4 separate regions of the Homo sapiens genome follow, and all the other regions are linked to region 4. The links are chromatin contacts, found by Hi-C or POLR2A ChIA-PET in ENCODE. All regions are on one chromosome and are shown on one strand. The core of a region is the stretch at or near the end of the contact, and the rest is flanking DNA. Distances in the headings are between cores, read along the strand shown.

Region 1 (3,117 bases), core at 591-3,090, 1.4 Mb after region 4:
TATGAATACATATAAATCAATTTGGGTCATACAATGAGTAATCTGATTTTTCGCTTTATAGCTCAAACATCTTTCCATTTCAATAAATACATCATTATTCTTCAAGGCTACATAGTAAGACTGAAATATGATGTTTAAAAATCCCTGTTATTGGGAATACAGAAAAACCGTACTCAATCCTCAACTATGGAAACATTATTGATTTAATCACTGGACTTACGCAAGATGGGTAAGCTGACCCAGGGGACGGGAGTTCTTTTCCCTACAAACATTCCACTTCCTGGCTACTCAGCCTTTCTTGTCACAAAGCCTGTGCAAGGAAGCTATTGGCCCTGCTCCTGGGCCCAGGAATGCTGCCGCTGCCTTGAATAGCTGTGTGAACAGTCCTTCTATGGGCAACAGGCGGCCCGCCTGGGTACCTGAATGTTTTCTGATTTGGGCCTGTGCTGCCCATGCTCACCCTGAAATTCAGACCAGATGCATTCTTATGGCAAAATGACGTGAAACTCTTAAGTAGAAGAGAAAGCCTGCGGTTCTCATTTCAGAGGTGGAATAAAAACAAAATGTCTTCTGGAAACGCTACGCGGCCCTAGACCTCGCTGGAACCAGGAAATGATAGCCAGCTCCCATGCGCGTGGCCTGCTCTGGGACCCACGTGGGCGGGCGCCTTCCTCAGGAATGCGTTCTCAAAGGCCCACCGGTGTAGGGGGGCTGGAAAACAGCACAAACCCAAGTGTTCTCTGCAAAGCAGCAGTCCTGGTGGTGAAATAGGGGTCTTTTCTAAAACTGAGCAAAGCCTACCTTCCACTGAGGAAAAAATGGCCTCCAAGGGAGGGCTCTTTTTCCCCTACAAGTGACATTCAAAGTGGTGCTGTGTCTATCGGAACTAAAATAAGGGCGATTCCTTCTTTCACCATTCCCCACCGCAGTACAAGTGACGGCGGGACTGTGCTTAGTGGCGTCATCTAGTTTCAAGGCGGTCTCCTATCTGACTTTGAGCCCTCGCTCTTTATACCCAGTTACCCTCTCGTGGAGTCCGAGCAGCTGCTTCAGGGAGGCCCGGGAGCCCCTAGGGCGGGCAGCCCCGGAGCCTGCAGCTGCGACGCAGACTCGGAAACTACAACTGCGCGTGAAGCCGACTAAAGTTAACGCCTGTGTGATTGAGTCAGAAGCTCCTTCAGGAACACAGGAGTGGGGCCGACTCCTGGAATCCGGCCCCGGGTCGCTTATAAATGCGCCAAGAAAAAAACGTCACCGAAAAACTTTATACGCGTTCTTGCTTTGGTCCAGAATGGTAAAAAGCCTATCCTTTGAGTGTGTCCCGTGATGGGGTTAACTAGCAACCCTTGAAACTAGTGGAACTCAAAAGCAAAACAAAAAGCCATTGTACCCAGCCGCCCCGGGACCTGGGCCGGCGCCCTTGGGAAGTCTGGCGTGAAAGGAGGGGTGGCTTTGGTTTCAGGGCCGAGCTCGCCTCTCCCGGGTTGGGTTCAGCAGCCGGGCCGGGTGGGTCGTGGGCAACCCCGGGAGGCCCCCGGTCCCGGCGCGCGGCGAGGCCGCCCTCGGACCTGGCACTTGTCACTCGCTGTCCCCGGCCCGGGCGTCAGCGGGGAGACGCAGAAGGGCGGAGGGAGGGAGCCGGCCGCGGACAGCGGTGACTCAGCCTGCGGAGCCGGGGGCGGGCGCCGCGCGGGGGACAGGCGAGCCCGCGCTCGCGGGGGGCGGTGGCGCCCGGCACAGAGGGGTTAAGGGGGCGGTGCAGACGTCTCCCCGCCCATCCCGCCCCTCGAGAGCCGCGGCGCCCCGCCCTATTTATAGCAGCGGTGCCTAGCGCGCCGCGTCTCTCCGCAGGCCCCGGCCGCGGCGTCCTCGACAACCTATCGAAGGCGCCATGGAGCGACCGGCGCCCCTGGCCGTGCTTCCCTTCTCGGACCCCGCGCACGCCCTGAGCCTGCTGCGCGGCCTGAGCCAGCTGCGCGCCGAGCGCAAGTTCCTGGACGTGACCCTGGAGGCGGCGGGCGGGCGCGACTTCCCGGCGCACCGTGCGGTGCTGGCCGCCGCCAGCCCCTACTTCCGCGCCATGTTCGCGGGGCAGCTGCGCGAGAGCCGCGCCGAGCGGGTGCGCCTGCACGGAGTGCCTCCCGACATGCTGCAGCTGCTGCTGGACTTCAGCTACACGGGCCGCGTGGCGGTAAGCGGCGACAACGCTGAGCCGCTGCTGCGCGCCGCCGACCTGCTGCAGTTCCCGGCCGTGAAGGAGGCGTGCGGGGCCTTCCTGCAGCAGCAGCTCGACCTGGCCAACTGCCTGGACATGCAGGACTTCGCTGAGGCCTTCAGCTGCTCGGGACTGGCGAGCGCGGCGCAGCGGTTCATTCTGCGCCACGTGGGCGAGCTGGGCGCCGAGCAGCTGGAGCGGCTGCCACTGGCGCGCCTGCTGCGCTACCTGCGGGACGACGGGCTGTGTGTGCCCAAGGAGGAGGCCGCCTACCAGCTGGCGCTGCGCTGGGTCCGCGCTGACCCGCCGCGCCGCGCCGCGCACTGGCCGCAGCTGCTGGAGGCCGTGCGCCTGCCCTTCGTGCGCCGCTTCTACCTGTTGGCGCACGTCGAGGCCGAGCCGCTGGTGGCGCGCTGCCCACCCTGCCTGCGCCTGCTGCGCGAGGCGCGCGACTTCCAGGCGGCGCGCTACGACCGCCACGACCGCGGGCCCTGTCCCCGAATGCGTCCTCGCCCGTCCACCGGTCTCGCCGAGATCCTCGTGCTCGTGGGCGGCTGCGACCAGGACTGTGACGAGCTGGTCACTGTCGACTGCTACAACCCGCAGACGGGTCAGTGGCGCTACCTGGCCGAGTTCCCAGACCACCTGGGCGGAGGCTACAGCATCGTGGCGCTGGGCAATGACATCTACGTGACGGGTGAGTGGGCCAGGGGCTGGGCAGGCTCTCTGGGGTTGAACCTCGCCGGTACGGGAGCCCAGCTATTCGCGGGGGAAGCGCACAGAGCCTGGAATCCTAGGGGCGCACCTGAGTCCAAGCTGGGGCTCTGGTGACTACATGTCTCTGGGCGATACTTTTAACCTTGAAGAAGGGCCCCTTGTGTGAGCCGGGACAAGTAGCTGCT
Region 2 (3,111 bases), core at 596-3,095, 1.2 Mb before region 4:
AACAGGTGTAGGAAAAGTAGGCCTGACCTGCAGCCATCCACCTGCACCTGGGCGTTCTCACCTGCCAGCTGGCTCACGGCTTCTCTAGCACTGTTCTAGAATCACGGAGGAGTTTGGAAAACATGGGCTCATCACAGACACCTGTGAGAATAGGCTCACCGCCCCTCCCCTGTGAGAATGGGGGCAGGTCACCCCTGGCCTCCTCTCAGGCCCCCGAGGGTGCCCAAATGTGATTACGCACCTGGGTAGCATTCGCTTCCCTGTCCTCCTCCTAAAGAATCGTCTTCTCCCAGTGCCGGAGGAATGAGTCCCCCGTTCTCACCCCGGGGAGCGGTTGCCTCGTGAGTCCAAGGAGAATCCGCCCTTTCGTTTTGCGCAGGTGGAGATCTCGCGGGCCCAGTTCGGAGTCCTGCAAACTGTGAGTGTGCGAGGAGGGCTTGTTTCTGATGAAACCATTTCTGTCCCGTAACAACCCTGAGGGCAGAAACCCTTACAAAAGGAGCCACCGAGAGATTTGCTGTCCGCTTGATACTGGGGCACGGTGGTCCTGGGGGCAGCTTGTCCCGGAAGGGCGCGGGGCGCACTGGCTGGGATCTATAATGGTTGGGGCAGGAGGGTGGGTGGGGAGCCCCTTCTCCATGGCGGCGGGAGGTCTTCGGCGCTGCCCCTGCCCGCGCCTCCCTGCCCACCCCAAGGGCGCCCGACCGTGCGCGCAGGGCAGCGTGGAAAGGGTGGGAAATGCAGGGAGCGCGCCTTGGGGGCTGCCCCATGCTCCCCCCTGTAGCTCCGCGCTCAGGACCCGCGTCCGACTTTGCGTCTCTGGGAACCTTTAAGGCCGGTGAGGGGGGCTGAGCCGCGGCCCCTCGGCTGAGCCAAGCCCTGCCCCACGCAAGGTCCCCAGCCTGGCGCACCCGGCTCCCCAGCGCCGCGCGCCGGCCATGTCCCTTCCCACCCCAGCCCCCCGGGACCCGAGAGCCGTGCGGGGCCGAGCCTCGTGCCCCGAGGCACGCCGAGCCAAGTCACCCCTGCAGCCCGCGGCGCCGGAACTTGGGGGCGCAGTGAGTGGGGGCAGGGCGCCGGGCCGGCGGGCGGTGGCCGTGGCTGGGTGCCGGTTCCTGGCTTTAGAAGTCCTTTCGCATCTTGTTGAATCCGGGGCTGCATTGGCCCTCCGAGCTCTCCGGACTGGCAACGTCGCAGAGACAACAGGTCCTGACCCGGGACAGACCCCACACCCGCGTCCAGGACGTGGGTTTCTTCCCTCTTCCAGGCGAGAGGCCCTCGGACTGGGCGTCGCGGCGAGCCCCCCGTGGTTTCTGTTTGCTTTTGTACGGTCCCCCTTCCCCCCACCACCCTGTCCCGGCCCCACCCGGGCCTTGGTCCCACCGCGAAGGGGCGAGGAGTCCCCGGAAGGGTCGCGATGGCCGGGGAGTCCGGGACCTCGGCTCTGGGTAGGCGCGCCCCGCGACCCAGCGGCGGCGTGGGCGAGGGGCGCTGCGCAAACTACGCGCTCTCGCTGGGGAAACGCCAGCCCAGGCGGGCGGCGGCGGTGAAGGGGATGAGGACCAGGACCCCGTGCCCGGCGGGACTGGCCCCGCACCCCACGCCGCCCCCCTGCGGTGCGCACCGCATCTGCGCCCTAGGCCGAGGCCAGGCTCCGACCCCTCCCCCGCACCGACGTGATTCGGATCGCGCGGTGCTGGCGCCGCCTTCATGCGCCCTGCCTGGCCCCCACCTGGTCCTCTTTCCTTTTCAGGTGGAGGAGATGCCGCTGTCCCGTCGGTCTGGGGACAGCCCAGCTCCCCGGATCCCGGGCTGGAGAGACGCGTCGCGGCCCCGGGGCCTGGTGGCACGAGCAGGAAGGAGGACCCGGCGGCGGGCTCTGCCTGGGCTTGCCTGGGCTTGTTCCGAGCCGGGCTGCTTCTCGGTGACCACGCAGATCGGGGGCATTTGGAGATTTTGCGGGAGTCCTGCAGCCAAGCTCCGGGGCAGGAGAGGCCTGGAAGCCTGCACTACCTGCTCGCCCCGTCCCAGCATGCACCCAGGTAAACGCTTGTGTTTCTCAGTCCGTGCGAAAGTTTGCAAAGAAGGAGGCGGGAACTAGACCAACAACTTTAATAATCATAGTCATAATAATGAAAACCCTGTTCAATTGTGTAGCCTCCGTAAGGGGAAGAATTTCCAAGAAGCAACAAAATGTTCTTTGATTTCATAATCTCTGGGGAGAAAGGATTCCTTTTTTGGGGTTTTGCTCGGCTAGTTCTTTCTTCCCTCCTCTATCTCCAGCGTGGGGCGAGGAAGGCCGACTGGTTCATGGGTGGCAAATGGGGACCCTGGCTCTCTTGCGCTGCTGGCCACGGTGATATTGCAGCAAATGCTCAACCTCCCCAGTTCCTCTCCTCACCTTGAAAGTGGAGGCATTGATACTAGCCACCCATGGTTGCAAAAAACTCGCATGAAAGGGAAAGGAAAAGTGCTTCGGTCACTAAAGTAGCGTTGTCTAAGAGGTCAAGGCTTTGGAAGACTTTTGCTCTAGAAGAGGGGAACGGGAGAGGGGCTTTCAGCCAACCTGGCCCCGAGGTGAACGCGCGCGCCCCCTGCTGGCTGGAGCCCTGTCCAGCCTGTGAGCCGCCAGTGGGGAAGGAGACTGAGGGGAGGTGGTCCCTGGAGTTCCTTGCTCCTGGCCTGGAGCAGCAGGTGCCAGTGCTCCTGAGGCCCCCTCTCTCAGGTTACGTGGATGGGGCCTGTAGCACAGACAGGGCACATGCTTCAGCACCTCCCTGTTTCTGCGTCAGGTGGGGGACATGAGCTAGGCTCTGCAGAAGGTTCCAGAGCCTGGGCCTTCCTGTTGCATCCACACTAGGCTCCTGGAGCCCAGAGGTGGCTGGGATCTCTGCATACATGCATGTGAAACTCTAGCAGATACCAAGTCATGTTAAGGGGGCTAAACGGCCCACTGCAGTTATGTTAGCCAGTTCTGCCTCTGCCCAGTTCTGAGATATCTTTGGGACAAATGGCCACTCCTCTGAGCCCCTGTGTCTTCCTGCATGAGCCACAAATGCTGTGTAGTCATGGCTGAGGAAGAGGGAAGGTACCTGTGCTTGCAAACATTCC
Region 3 (2,956 bases), core at 15-2,514, 1.2 Mb before region 4:
TATGAGTCTATTTACAGGAAATGTGCAGAATAAGCAAATCCACGGTAGAAGAGTGGTTGCCAGGGCTGTCGGGGAGAACTGAGGGCTAACAGCTGAGGGATAAGGATTTCTTTTTGGGAGTAATGACAATGTTGTAGAATTACATAATAATGATGGTTGCACAAACTTGTGAACATACTACTGAATTGTTCGGTTAAGAGGGCCAATTTTATGGTATGTGAATTACATCTTAATTACAAAGTTTGAAATTTTTAAAGAAAAAGCCATGCCCTGCCTAGCATTTCATTTTTTAAAAATCACACCTAGTTAGCTATGGTTTTTAAAAAATAGCATGCTTATTTTAAGAAAAGGTGGAAACGCCGGCTTCCCCAAGTCACCACCAACTTGTGAACACGTCGGGATCACGGCTGAAGGAATGAGGATCATACCCGAGAGCTGTTTCTGTTGCTAGTGGAAAGAATGCCTCTGATCCTCACGCCCTTCCACTCACAACACACACAGAAGCTGGCTGAAAAGAGGGAAAGTAATATTAGCCCTAAAAATGCCAGCCCTTCCTCTCACAGGACTGGATGTCCCAGACACCTGGCAAGAGCAGGGGTGGGCCTGGAGGAGCGTGGAGGGACAGGTGCTGGGACCTGGGGGTGCCCTGAGGTAGGGCTTAGGGACCTAGGGGCTTAGGGGCGTGGTGTGAGGGCGTGGGCGGGGCTCAGGAGCCTCGGGCACCGGGTGGAGCTTGGAAGCCTCAGGGGCGTGGCGGGGGCGGGGCTCAGGGCCCGGGGCAACGGGACGAGGAAGGGCACCTGAGCCAGGGTCAGGGCCCGGAACACAGGGGTGTGGCGGGGTGCGTGGGCGGAGCGGGGCGCGTGGGTTAGGCTCTAGGCCCAGGTCTCTGGGCCCTGTGGACAGGGGATCGGGGCGCGTGGGCGGAGCTCTAAGTCCCAGTCTCAACGCGGGGGCACACGGGCGGGGGGGGGGCGTGTGGGCGGGAAGGGCATGTGGGCCGGGGGACGTGTGTCCGGGGCTCGGATTGTGGGCGGGGCTCAGGGCCTGGGACGGCGGGACGGGGCTGGGAGTGTAGGCGGGGCTTAAAGGCCGGGGTACCGGGGTGGGGCGCGGCGCGTGGGCGGGGCTCAGGGCCCGGGATATAGGGGCGGGGCGCAGGGCGTGGACGGGGTTCAGGGCCCGGGGCCCAGATGGGCGGGGGAGCGGCCGGACGCGGGCGGGGCGGGCGCCTGGACGCGAGCCTAGGGCGCCTCGGTGCCCAGACGGCGGCGGCGTGGCCGCACGCGCGGCCCGGCTTCTGTCCTCGCGGCGCTCCGGCTCCTGGCCCCCCACGCCATGCAGCCGTCCCCGCCGCCCACCGAGCTGGTGCCGTCGGAGCGCGCCGTGGTGCTGCTGTCGTGCGCACTCTCCGCGCTCGGCTCGGGCCTGCTGGTGGCCACGCACGCCCTGTGGCCCGACCTGCGCAGCCGGGCACGGCGCCTGCTGCTCTTCCTGTCGCTGGCCGACCTGCTCTCGGCCGCCTCCTACTTCTACGGAGTGCTGCAGAACTTCGCGGGCCCGTCGTGGGACTGCGTGCTGCAGGGCGCGCTGTCCACCTTCGCCAACACCAGCTCCTTCTTCTGGACCGTGGCCATTGCGCTCTACTTGTACCTCAGCATCGTCCGCGCCGCGCGCGGGCCTCGCACAGATCGCCTGCTTTGGGCCTTCCATGTCGTCAGGTGGGTGGCGGTGGCGCTGCTTTTCCAGGAGCCCCCGACACAGGCCGACCCCTCCCGGTCTTGCCCTCCCAGAGGCCGCGTCTAGGTTGGACACCCCCTACCCACAGCAAGCAGTGCCTGCTGGCGCCCCCGAGGCTGTCCTGGGCCAGCGGGAGGAGGCCAGCCTTGCCCGAGATTCGCTCCCTCCCGAAGGAGCCCCGCTGTGCCTGCCCCAGGGCACAGCCCCTTGGGGTAGTGGGGACAGAGTTCGCCCCCAGAGCCGGGCCCTGTTTCCTTGGACGGGGCTGGGGAGGACACTCTGAGCCCCTTGTGACCTGCTTCACTGTGTCCTGGCTGTCTCTGCTGCCCATGGGGAAACAGGCTGGGAGACGAGTTAGGTAACTGTCCCGGGCTGGAGAGCCGGCAACTGCCAGTCCCACGCCACCACCCCACCCCAAGCCACAGTGAGCTTGGTGCACTCCGCCACTCCCGAGCTGCCGTGTCTCTGCTGTACAGTTTACAAAGGACTGTGCTTTTTATTCTGTCTTTGGTCGTTTCTAGCCTCAGGCCCCAGCCCCTTGTATTTCTGTTCTAGATGATCTTGACTTTCCAGAGTTCAGCAATTCTGAGATTGAGGGCAGGGGCGGAGGGCTGGTCTGGGAGTCTCGGAGTCCTCCTGGAGTCTCTCTGAGAGTGGGGAAAAGCCAAGACCTTACTTTGCGATTCAAGCGTCTTTCAAGTAAGCCTCGCTGAAGAGGGTCGGCCCTTCCCTGGGGAATGTCAGGTTTTGAAAATCTCATGGCGTCCTGTGCTGTGCTGAACTGAGGGCAGGAATCCTAGGGGCTGTTTTCCTTTTCTCCTTCTCCCAGATCAGAGCATCAGATACTGCCCTAATTATAGGTCCTTTCTATTAAAAACTTAAGTGCATTCCAAGGACTGCGAGCACAGTCAGCACTTTGGCAGAGACAGGTCACCTGGGTGTCACACGGCAAGGCTACAGGGCTGTAAGAGTCGCTTGACCTTCAGTTGTGCACTGAGGCCGGCTGGTCCTTGAGAAACTAAGTGACCTGCTTCTCAGCTGTACAAGTAAAAAATCTTTGCAACACATCATCCAAACCGAGGCTCAGATGCTGCAGATGGAATAGGGCCCTGCCTTGCCTTGCCTTCCCGGCAGCATCCCATCTGACCCTGTCTGGGTCCCGTGATGGCTGGCTGGGTGTGGGCCCCGAGTACACGGGAGATCGTGTGTACTTGGA
Region 4 (2,903 bases), core at 102-2,601:
ATGGCAAGACATTAACAAGCGTTAAATGTGAGCAGTGGATCAACAGGTATTTATTCTTATGTCATCTCTGAAATTTTGTGTATATTTGAAATATTTCATAGAGCACTTTGAATATTTTATTCAAAATGATTTAAAAATCCAAAAACATTTAAAACAGGAATGGCTAAAAATCGATGTGGGACTTACCCCAGCTCGCCTCATGACATCTACAGGGATGACCGTCTCCATTTCCTCTGCTCCTTTAGCCAGGATGACCAGAGCTCTTTTGGAAGCCATTTTTATGTTATATGTTTACAAGCCTTAAAAAAAAAAAAAAAAAAAGATTTCAAAAAACTTTCATTGCAACCCTGAGATACCCCAAAATTTAAAGTTTAGGAGCATTTTCAAGCAGAGTAAGTACTTCCTAGGGAAACGGTTTTCATAGACAACTGAATACGAAAAAAGCAGCAGTTTAGTTATCTTAACGTTGATTTGTATAGCAGTTTTAATTGCTCTGAGATGAAAACATAATGAGGGTGCTAAAAGGTGTAGTATTGCTTAGATTTTCTTCTACCATGTTCTCTTAAATCCAACTTTAATAGTATGTTGCAAATGGGTTTTTTAAAAATACAAGTACGTGGGTCTCCTGCATTTCACACAATGCGGGGAAACAGTCTTTTTTGAAGCACTGTTTCAGAGAAACGACTAAACTGAATTTCATGGGCAAAAATTTAAATGTGGTCTTTCGCAATTAACTTGTAATTTTTTGGAGGGGATTTTTGTTTTCTTAGTTATAACTGTACTAAAAAATTGTGTGTGGGGGTCAACAGTGTTAAATGTCTGAACACTTTTTTTAATGACTGAGAAAGATGGAAATCCCCTCACTGAAGTCAACCCAACTACATCTGTCTCTCTGCGCGGAGTTCTCACTGCCAACGACAGCAGCTCAACGAGGTTCCGAATTTTTTTTAGCCTATTTACAGATTATCTGGAGGGTTTACCGTCCACGCAAAACAGAGTTTAATAAAACGGCTAGCCAGTTCCATGCCGGCGAGAGGTTAGGCAGAAGATTCTGGACGCTTCAGCGTTGCCACCACGCTGGCGGTCAGTCAAATCCAACGCCAGCGACAGGGCCCGACTGGGAGGCCGGAAGCGAGGGCGGCCCCGACCCAGGCCCCGCGCCGGTTCTGAGCCAGCGGGACACCGTCCAGCACAGGGACACCGTCCAGCACCCCCACGCCGCCCAGCGCCACGGCCCACACATGCGCCGCGCCCCCGCTGGCGCTGACCTGCACCCCGCGCCTCTTCCTGCGGACGCGGCGCCCCGGCCCGTTGGGTACCACTCACCCCACACCAGGCTGAAAATGAACGCACGCCAGCACGCACGCGCGCCGTCCGGCCTCCCTCAGCCCCACACTGCGCAGACTCACGCCGCCTTGGCCTCACGCTGCGTCACGTCCGGCCGAGTCTACCTCGGACTGAGGCGGGGGTGGCACCGGGGAGTTTCTAGCTGGACAGCCCTGGGTGAGGCGGCTCGGTCCCACATGGTACCCCCCACGAATGGCACAGTCCGGCCTGCCCCGGCGCCCGCGGGGCTTAACAGTCTCTACCGCCACCCTCCGTGAGGAGCCGGTCTCTGGAACTGCCGAGGGACTGGGGTTGTCAGAGGGGTTCCTTAGTTCGCGCTCCGTGCACGCCTGCTCCCTTTGCGTTGTTCCTTTTCTGGCGCGCCTTCCCGTTTCGCCTCTGGTCTGTTAGGACTCTGGTCCAGGCCTCCCGGACCTCTCCCCCACGCCTGGTCTCCCGATCTCGGGCGACTCTGCCGCATTTATTCACACCCGGATGTCTCAGGGGTGTGAGTTTTTTTCTCAGCATTGTTTGTTTTCTTTAACGATCCTGATGCTGCTGCACCCACAGGACTAGAGCAGTGCTGCGCACATAAGTCTAATAAGTACCAAGTTGGTCAGATGTATTTACATCATAATCTCAAGTTGTATTTATTGATATGTAAGAGACGTATGTGTTTTCTGGGTACATGTGGTATTTTGATACTTTCATATAATGTGTAATGATTAAATCAGGGTAAATGAGATCTCTATCACCTTAAACATTTGTCTTTATACTGGGAACATTCCAGTTACTCTCTTCAATAATAACATTTTAAAATATACAACAGATTACTGTTAACTATAGTCACCCTACAGAACTCTGCCAACGCTAGGTCTTATTCCCTCTTAAGGAGAGCACAGATCACCTGGTGACCATCAAGCAGGCCCCTTATCTGAGGAATTTAGAAGTAATTAGATATCCCTATTATCTAAAGTTGGCACCTGGTACCAGGTTAAATCAAAGGAAATAGTTAAAGCCCAAAATTCTTGAATGAGCTTAGAAGGATCCTGGCTAAATGAACGCAACTTGGATTGAATTTGCAAAAAATGAGACATTCGAAAAGGGACATGAAAAATCCACCGCGGCATGCTCAGTTCTCTCTTGCTGAGGCTGCACTCTTCTGCAGCGTTCTAATAAAACTTTCCTTTTTCAAACCTATATTGTTGTCGATAAATTCTTCTTACCAACCAGCAAGTCGACCACTTTCTGATGCTGGGGCTCTTGACACCTTGCCCAGCACTTCTACCAATTTTTGTACCTATTAATCACCCTGTTCATCCCCTTCTCCTGGCTACCCTTCCTGGCCTCTGGTAACCACCAACTTATCTTCATGATATCCACTTTTCAACTTCCCATTTATGAGTGAAATCATGTGATGCTTGTCTTTCTTTGCCTGGCTTGTTTCACTTAACATAATGACCTCCAGTTCCATCAATGTTGTTGCAAATAGGATTTTATTATTTTTTATGGCTGAATAGTATTCATTGTGTATATTTACATTTTATTTATCCAGTCATCCATTGATGAACATTTTG

The links. Hi-C counts contacts between places; a loop is a spot of excess contacts on that map. ChIA-PET counts read pairs that join two places held with the same protein, here RNA polymerase II (POLR2A). Pooled maps may share reads with other maps.
Region 1: a loop to region 4 is called in a pooled map, with 6 times the contacts of the local background. The contact joins the promoter of KLHL21 here to the promoter of PARK7 in region 4. A Hi-C loop is called at or near these places in 1 of 37 single-sample maps with no recorded cell type and 10 of 50 pooled maps. POLR2A ChIA-PET finds 5 or more read pairs at or near these places in 3 of 52 experiments (A673, T-cell and activated CD4-positive, alpha-beta T cell).
Region 2: a loop to region 4 is called in a pooled map, with 4 times the contacts of the local background. The contact joins the promoter of LNCTAM34A here to the promoter of PARK7 in region 4. A Hi-C loop is called at or near these places in 1 of 168 maps with a recorded cell type or tissue (breast epithelium) and 2 of 50 pooled maps. POLR2A ChIA-PET finds 5 or more read pairs at or near these places in 1 of 52 experiments (Caco-2).
Region 3: a loop to region 4 is called in a pooled map, with 11 times the contacts of the local background. The contact joins the promoter of GPR157 here to the promoter of PARK7 in region 4. A Hi-C loop is called at or near these places in 5 of 50 pooled maps. POLR2A ChIA-PET finds 5 or more read pairs at or near these places in 2 of 52 experiments (GM12878 and PC-9).

The regions. Positions count from the first base shown.
Region 1 is chr1:6,601,592-6,604,708 of GRCh38, reverse strand. KLHL21 (kelch like family member 21) reads left to right here and starts at 1,840. Exons shown (of 4, transcript NM_014851.4): 1 at 1,840-2,912. The coding sequence starts at 1,892. It overlaps LOC107984913 (a long non-coding RNA gene), which reads left to right. Exons shown (of 2, transcript XR_001737882.3): 2 at 62-1,262. RefSeq lists silencers at 122-470, 1,435-1,824, 2,425-2,584, 2,765-2,844 and enhancers at 885-1,034, 1,075-1,234, 1,255-1,344, 3,105-3,117.
Region 2 is chr1:9,180,938-9,184,048 of GRCh38, reverse strand. It overlaps LNCTAM34A (long non coding transcriptional activator of miR34a), which reads right to left and starts at 1,845. Exons shown (of 3, transcript NR_132738.1): 1 at 1,733-1,845; 2 at 242-416. It overlaps MIR34AHG (MIR34A host gene), which reads left to right and starts at 1,711. Exons shown (of 2, transcript NR_132742.1): 1 at 1,711-2,042. RefSeq lists enhancers at 1-573, 1,774-2,123, 1,435-2,295, 2,234-2,383, 2,296-3,111 and silencers at 854-963, 974-1,063, 1,374-1,733.
Region 3 is chr1:9,127,410-9,130,365 of GRCh38, reverse strand. It overlaps GPR157 (G protein-coupled receptor 157), which reads left to right and starts at 1,264. Exons shown (of 4, transcript NM_024980.5): 1 at 1,264-1,721. The coding sequence starts at 1,339. RefSeq lists silencers at 678-997, 1,058-1,407.
Region 4 is chr1:7,960,159-7,963,061 of GRCh38, reverse strand. It overlaps PARK7 (Parkinsonism associated deglycase), which reads right to left and starts at 1,351. Exons shown (of 7, transcript NM_007262.5): 1 at 1,269-1,351; 2 at 187-299. The coding sequence starts at 276. RefSeq lists enhancers at 911-970, 1,021-1,070, 1,271-1,320, 716-1,499, 1,701-1,800 and 1 more and a silencer at 1,451-1,550.